Regions from separate parts of the Homo sapiens genome. Here region 1 is linked to region 2. Evidence: chromatin contacts called from ENCODE Hi-C or POLR2A ChIA-PET data. All regions are on one chromosome and are shown on one strand. Each heading gives the region's core, a stretch centred on a gene start or an enhancer-like site at or near the end of the contact. The rest is flanking DNA. Distances are from core to core; before and after follow the strand shown.

Evidence for each region. Hi-C counts contacts between places; a loop is a spot of excess contacts on that map. ChIA-PET counts read pairs that join two places held with the same protein, here RNA polymerase II (POLR2A). Pooled maps may share reads with other maps.
Region 1: a pooled map shows a loop between it and region 2 (5-fold over the local background). The contact joins the promoter of MTIF3 here to the enhancer-like site in region 2. A Hi-C loop is called at or near these places in 1 of 168 maps with a recorded cell type or tissue (CD8-positive, alpha-beta T cell) and 6 of 50 pooled maps. POLR2A ChIA-PET finds 5 or more read pairs at or near these places in 1 of 52 experiments (B cell).

Annotation. Positions count from the first base shown.
Region 1 is chr13:27,448,324-27,451,871 of GRCh38, reverse strand. MTIF3 (mitochondrial translational initiation factor 3) reads left to right here and starts at 1,308. Exons shown (of 5, transcript NM_152912.5): 1 at 1,308-1,363. RefSeq lists enhancers at 874-933, 954-1,313, 1,157-2,071.
Region 2 is chr13:24,273,322-24,277,158 of GRCh38, reverse strand. All of the region lies in intron 4 of SPATA13 (spermatogenesis associated 13), which reads right to left. Among named protein-coding and RNA genes, the nearest start is that of SPATA13-AS1, 21 kb to the right of the region's middle. RefSeq lists enhancers at 1,889-1,948, 2,249-2,538. Within about 2 kb of position 2,483, at least 18 of the 41 ENCODE cell types and tissues checked have a DNase peak (open chromatin) inside an H3K27ac peak, as active enhancers do; they include B cell and CD8-positive, alpha-beta T cell, where a contact is called at or near this core.

The DNA of each region.
Region 1 (3,548 bases), core at 59-2,558, 3.2 Mb before region 2:
TTTGGCTTTTTTATTCTTGATTCTGCTACTAGTTGTGCGACCTTGGGCAAATTTGTTTCAGTTCCCTCATCTGTAAAATGGGTAATAATAATAATTGGCTCATAAGGTTGTCCTGAAGATTGAATAACTTGAGATATGTTCAGTGCGTAGAACAGTGTCTGGCACATAGGCAAAAGCAATCACAAATGTGGGCAATTATAATTGCTGAGCACCTAACTTTTCCCAGGTATTGTGCTACTCAGTCTGTCCCCGAATCTACGTCACACAAAATATCTTGGCATTGAGAAATAATTTTGATAGAATAAAATGAATCCTTAATTCTTCTTGATTAACTTGGAAATGGCCAAGATGCACACCTGGACTTTCGGTCTCACACAAGAGTTGTTTCATTACCTCCCTATTTTAACAGTGAGCGTCGAGCTACCAGCAGCTAAAAAGGAAATGGAGATTTCGTCTTTGCTCCCAAAGAACTATTTAAAGCTTTAGTAGTTGTGTCATCTGTAATAAAAGACGTAATGCTGACTCAAGGAGTTAATGAGAAATAAGACAACGCCTTCCAGTGGACAAGTAGCCAATAAATGTTAGTTTTTCTTCGTACCAGGAATCCAAACATTCCAGGTATGAAGCCAGATTAGGTGGCTTCACGACTGTGGACTCGCAGTCTGCCCTTGAGGAATTTCTTATTGAAGAAGAAAAAGAGGGGGGACACGGGGCCCAGACCCCCAGCACCCGGCTTTCGAGCAGGCTCCACGGGTCCGGGTCCGGGTCCGTTTTCCCTTTCGCCAGCTGGGGCCCCGTTCGAACCTCTCCCAACTACAACGCGGAGGCTCCGACGCCCCGGCCCCAGCTTTGTTTTGCCTCCGGGAGCCGCGCGCCACCGGGGACCCGCGGGGAGCCGTTCTCACTCCGAAGCTGTCTGCTCACCTGCAAATCGGAGACAGCGCCCTTTCACTTACGATCCTTATAAAAGACGCTTATAAAACATTTTATTCAGTGTTACATTAAAAAGACGTTTATGAAAGCAATTTATAAAGCCCTAGTGGGAGACCGAGATTGGTGTTAATGTAACTGGAGTAAGGGCTGCTCCGATTGCTGCAGAAATTCGACATTAGCCTTCACCGCACCTGCGGAGCAGCGGGAGCCAGGTGAGCAGCAATTTCCCCTCAGGGACTTCCTCCGCGTTCTCCGCATTTTCTGTCGGCGGAACTGAATCCCAACAGTAGAAAAACGTGGCTCCGCCCATCACCTTTCCTTTAAAGGACGCGGGGTGAAGCCCCGCCCACTACGGAGAGCGAAGGGGACTCGCCGCAGATCCGCTGTACTTGCGTCCGCTACAGTATGTCAATCGCTTGCCCCAGCACAGGTAATGCTAAATATGAGGCGTGCGGAGCGGTGCGCGGACCGGCATCGGGAGGGCGTGGCCTTAGGGGGCGCCCCTGTGGAGGAGGCACCCGGAAGGTCAGGGCTACCCCGTCCCGCCGGTACCGAGGGCGGAGAGGCTCCGCAGGTCCTGCTGCGGAGTCGGAGGGTTCTGCCGGGCTGTAAAGCCATTTTCAGCGAGGCCGCTGCACGAACTTCCGAGGGATGTTAGACCTAGAGTTGCCGCCAGCCCCACTGAGCTTTTCTAGTTCCGTCCCGACATGCGCGCCCTCGTTTGTGCGCACGCACGCACGCAGTACGTCGCTACGTCCCGTCTCTAGCCCTGGCGCTCCGCCGGTCCCGTTCTGCAGGTGGGCGTCGCCGCCGACTTACCAACAACCGGGTCGGGGGCTCCCGGAAGTGCTCTTGCGGCTTACTGCCTGGCACAGGTGGGGCAGAGCGAGCCAGGCGAAGGGCGCCTGCGCAGGACATGCTGGACAAATGCGTTGTTCTTGCTGCCTGCTGTTGCGGGAGGAGGCCTTATGGGGGAAGGTCGCGAAGTGACTGGGATTTTTTTTCTCATTTGTCATTTAGTGGGCTCCGTGGCTTAAGACTTGAACCAAGTAAACGAAGTTCTCTTACTGAGAAGTCTCAGTTTCAAGTACGTGTTGTGAAAGGCCTAAGTCTTAGAAAAGTAGAGGATGGAGAGAAGAATCTGAAAATCGACTACTATTCATTCTGTCAGGCACAACACAGTAACGAATAAGTCCATTTTGTTCCTGCTTCGTAGAGTTTACGGTCTAGTGATGGAGAACAGCAGTGCTAAGATCATCACAAAACTGTAATTGTAATGAATGTTTTAAAGGAAAGGTCAACTGGACTGTAGAAGCATTCAGTGTTAAGCTCAGTAAATTGGGGGAGGGATGGGAGAACTGGCTTAGTTTGGAAGGTAATCAGAAGAATGCGCTAAGGATCTGGCGTTTCCTAAACCAAGGACGAGAGTACTGTATTTCAAAAACCGAATGGCCAGTGTGGCCTAGGCATAAAGAAGAAACTGGAGAGGTGGGAAGGGCCTTTTGGCCTGGCGAAGGTGTAGATCTTTAATCTCGGGGCAGTTTTATTTAAGGTGAGGAAGGTCCTGGGTGTAGTGACCGCAGTGCAGTGGGAACTGGTTGCCAGGGCTCAAGCCGAGTTAGGAGACTGGCAGGAATCCAAACGAGGTGGTCGATGTTTTAAACTGACGGTGGTGACAGTGGATACGGAGAGGACTGGATGGATTCGAGTGGGGTTTAGGAAATGAAGTCGATGAGGCTTGGTGTTGGGTTGACTGGGAAAGTGGAGGCGTCAAAGGTGTCTTGGAGGTGACTGGAGGTTGTGGATGGGTAGTGATCCCATCACTAGAGTTCTGGAAGAAGACTAACATAGGATTAACATAGGAGAATAAGTTAAAAAAAAATTTTTTTTGAGAGTCTCACCCTGTTGCCTAGGCTGGATGCTTAGGCTGGAGTGCGGTGCACGATCTCAGCTCATTGCAACCTCTGCTTCCCGGGTTCAAGTGATTCTCCTGCCTCAGCCTCCCAAGTAGCTGGGAATACAGGCTCACGCCACCAGGCCCGGCTAGTTTTTTTGTATTTTTAGTAGAGATGGGGTTTCACCATGTCGGCCAGGCTGGTCTTGAACTTCTGACCTCAAGTGATCTGCCTTCCTCAGCCTCCCCAAAGTGCTGGGATTACAGGCGTGAGCCACCGTGCCCGGCCGTAAGTCCAGTTTTTAATACAGAGTCTTTAGCTCTGGGTTTAAAAGCTTTTTAAAACATATGGTTATTATTTCAATTTAATAGCTAAAGAAATAAGGTTAAATAGTTGGCCAAAGATATAATGTTGGCTTTTTCCAGTGTTCTAAATGGGAGTTCTAGCACGTAAACAGCTCAGCCTCATTATGGAGAGTACACTTTGTGCTCCCTATGGAAGAGCAAAACCAGAGCCAAGGGAGGGGAGCATGAAGGCCCAGTAACGGTAGCGCAGGCCCTCTGGGATTAAGGCTGCACTGCTCAGGCCAGAATGGGGCAACTGGGACAGTTTGCAGGCAGAAGCAAGGACTTTATGAAACTTCTTTGGAAGGTGTAAAAGAGTTCTTAGAGTCATGAGAATTGGCAAAATTAATTTCACAAATATTTAGTCCGCTAGAAT
Region 2 (3,837 bases), core at 1,234-3,733:
GTGAACTTCTTAAAACAGTGGTTTTATGATGTCACAAGAAATGACATGCGAGTTGTCTATTGCTTCATAACAAAATTCTTTTACGGTATATCTTCTCTGTAATCTGACTCCACTCTACTTGAACACTTTTTAAAGTGTCACATACTCTCAGTAGACATTGTTCAATTGAATTACGAATTGCTGATGGGGAAATAGCAATTTGCAGTTCAGCTGAAAAATCTTAGATGTAGTAGTCCACAGCGTGTCAATGCCAGCTCTGCTGGGCAGAGTTCCTCACAATGGCCAGACCCACAGGCCGGTGCTGCTGCCTTCTTCACCTCTACATGTTCCATTCCTCACTAACTTCAATAGGCTTTGAACCTCAACTACAGATGAAAGTTAATAATGATGACTTCTTATCTAAGGGAATTTTGACGCTGTAAAGCTATTATAAATTCTCAAAATGTATGTCACCAAAATCAGGAGAAATGAATGTATTATAATAATTAAAAAGTAAATTTTATTGTTTCTTTCTTCCTTTCTTTTACCATCTTAACCCTTTTTAAGCACACAGTTCCAGTTCAGCAGTGTCAAGTATATTCACACTCTTGTACGACAGAACTTTTTCATCTTGCAGAACGGCCACACATATTAAACACCAACTTCCTCTTCTTCCTCTCCTGTTCCTTGGCAACCACCTTTCCACTTTCTGTTTCTATGATGTTGACTACTTTAGATACTTCATATGAATGGGATCATACAGTATATGTCCTTTTATGGCTGGTTCATTTCACTAAGCATAATGTCCTTGACATCCATTCATGTGTACCAAGTGTTAGAACTTCCTTCTTTTTAAACACTATATAATATTCCATTGTTTGGTTAGCACTTCCATTGATTTTTAAAAAAGGAAAAAACCAAAAATATTCCATTGTGAGTATACACACCACATTCTGTTTACCTGTTTGTGGGTGAACATTTGGGCTCCTTTTACTACTTGGCTATTGTGAGTAATGTGCTACTATCTTTTTGAGACCCTGCTTACAACTCTTTAGCATACTTGATCAAATGGTAGTTCTAGTTTTAATTTTTGGAGGACTCTCCATACTGTTTTCCACATGGCTGCATCATTTCACATTCCCACCAACAGTGCGCAACAGTTCCAATTTCTCCACATTCTCACCAACCGTAGTTTCTTTTGTTGAAAAAATTGGTGTGGAAAAAACATTTTTTGGGGGAGGGGTGAGGGACAAGGTCTTGCTCTGTCGCCCAGGCTGGAGTGCTGTGGCGCGATCTCAGCTCACTGCAGCCTTTGCCTCCAGGGTTCCAGAGATTCTCCTGCCTAAGACTACCGAGTAGCTGAGATTACAGGTGCGTGCCATCACATCCAGCTAATTTTTGTATTTTTAGTAGAGATGGGGTTTCGCCATGTTGGCCAGGCTGGTCTCAAACTCCTGACCTCAGGTGATCCACCTGCCTTGGCTTCCCAAAGTGCTGGGATTACAGGCGTGAGCCACTGCACCTTGCCCAAAAAGCCATTTTTGGAAACGATCTTGTAAACAAGAAGCAAAGACTGCTCCAAATTGAAATCAGTTTTAAAACCCCAAATGCCTACATACAATCAATATGAGAGCAGACAGAGCAGGCTCTTTCTACAACACTTCCCGCAGCTTCAGTCAGGTAGAAGGAGCACACCCTTGGTCATCAAAACTGCGTGCTGACCATCAGCGCCTCTCTGACTGGGGACAATTCCAAGAGAACACATCTGTTCCACAGAGTACTATCAATTCCAAAAATGTAATAAAGTGAATTTATAATGCTCTTGTTCAATAACCATGGTTAACCATCACTCCTAGAAACACTGCCCTCTGGGGGCCCCTGATTCCTGGGGCTGCATTGGTCCTTCCCCAGTCCATCCCTTACACAAATGTCTCATTTTCCTCCCCCTCTCTGCTTTCCTCCTGGCTGCAGCTGTCAGTGAGTAGAATGCCCCAGTCCCCATTTTCAGCCCTGGCCACTTTTAGCTTTAGGAACTACTACAGAGAACAATGTGGTAGCCATAGAGGAGGTGTCATTTTTTTAAATTGGAAGGATTGTTACAAATACAGTTAGAGAAGACATCAGGAAAAAAAAAGCCCCTGACTGATAAGTGGGGGAGGGTAGTCCTGGTGAGGGTGTGATAACAGGGTGGAGGTTGAGGTGTTCTGTTAAATGAAAGGGAGGTGAGATCTAACACAGCCCTTAAACATCAGGCACTTGACAACAAGGAGACATAGATTTAGCTATTTTCATGAGGCACTCTCCAACACTGCCTAGCTAATGAGCAGCTGGTTCCCGACCAGCATCTCCCACCCAGCATCACTCCTTGGTGGGGAATTTCCCCTCCCTTGACTTCAGGGAAATTCCCCCACCCTTAAAATAATCTGCTAAAATCATGTATTTGAGAAAACCTCTTGCTGATGGCTCAGACTTCCTCAGAGTTGAGATAAGCCATTCTGACTTCCCATCTTAAAAACAGAAATGGCAAGCCCAGGCGGGCAGCTCGTGTTCACAGCTGGGAGCAGCTGTCACGGGCTGCTGCTCTGTGGGCTGAAACTATGGGTGAACCCCAAGAGCTCAGGCCACGGAGATGCACACAGAGGGAAAGAGCTGGGTCACAGGAACTGACAACGTCAAAACATGATGCACAATTTCCAGGGTCCATCCCCCTTCAGTGGTTCCCAAACACCCAGGGCCTGTGGCATCTAATCACATGGAAAATGTTTAGAAAAATAAAGATCCTCCCCTGCCCTGGGCCACTGAGTCAGGTTGGGTGGTGGTAGTGGGGAAGGATGTTGGCTGAGAATTTATTTTGAAAAGCTCCTCAAATGATTCTGACACCTGGAAAAATTTGGGAACCACTGGACCTTCAGGTTAAGCTTACTTAAACCACACCACATGCTCAGGTTGTTCTAGGACATATGCCTTTTGTTGCCTGTCCATGCAGCAAGCCACAAGTTGCAGGCAATGGATTCTGATTGCATTGGCTGGAAACCTCTGCGTTAGCCAATGTGTACCACTGAATGTTCCTTATTCCAACGAATAGGACAAAATCCTTCCATCCGTCCACGCTGACCTCTCCGCCTGGAGCAACTTTCCCACCCAAAACAGCCCATCAAATTCTGGCTCATCCCTCAAAAGTTTAACCATTGGCCGGGCGCAGTGGCTCATGCCTGTAATCTCAGCACTTTAGGAGGCTGAGGCAGGAGGATTGCTTGAGGCCAGGAGTTCAAGACCAGCCTGGGCAACATAGCAAGATCCCATCTCTATTTAAAAATAAACTTAAGGAAACAAAAACCAACCAAACAACAAACAAAAGTTGTAACCATCATTGCTTGGTGACGGTTCCATGACTTATTTTTCAGTTCCCTGATCCTCTGCCATAACAATATCTGCCTTTGATGTTCTATAAACATGTTAGACTAACCTCTTTTAAAATATGTATCGCATTTACATTATAGTTATTATTAAGTTTATATCTGTCCCTTTATATCCTGTCCCTACTCTTATCCTAGCTATGACTTTCTCAAGGACAAGGAACATGCTTAATAGTCAGTGTTGGGTGACTGAATTAAAGTATGAAATATGTTTCATGTTCCAGAATGTAAACTGTTAGTGTTGGAAAAGTCACTAGTATATCTAATCTAGACTTTCAAGCCATTCTTCACAAATAGTATTTTTCAATCTTTTAAACATGTGGACAACAATAAGATCAAAAGGAATCCTAGAAACTGACATATTAACTCTCACTAATAATCTGTTATTAATGTCTAAGGAGCTTTGAAGAATCATTCTCTTAATGTATAGCTTCACATCAGT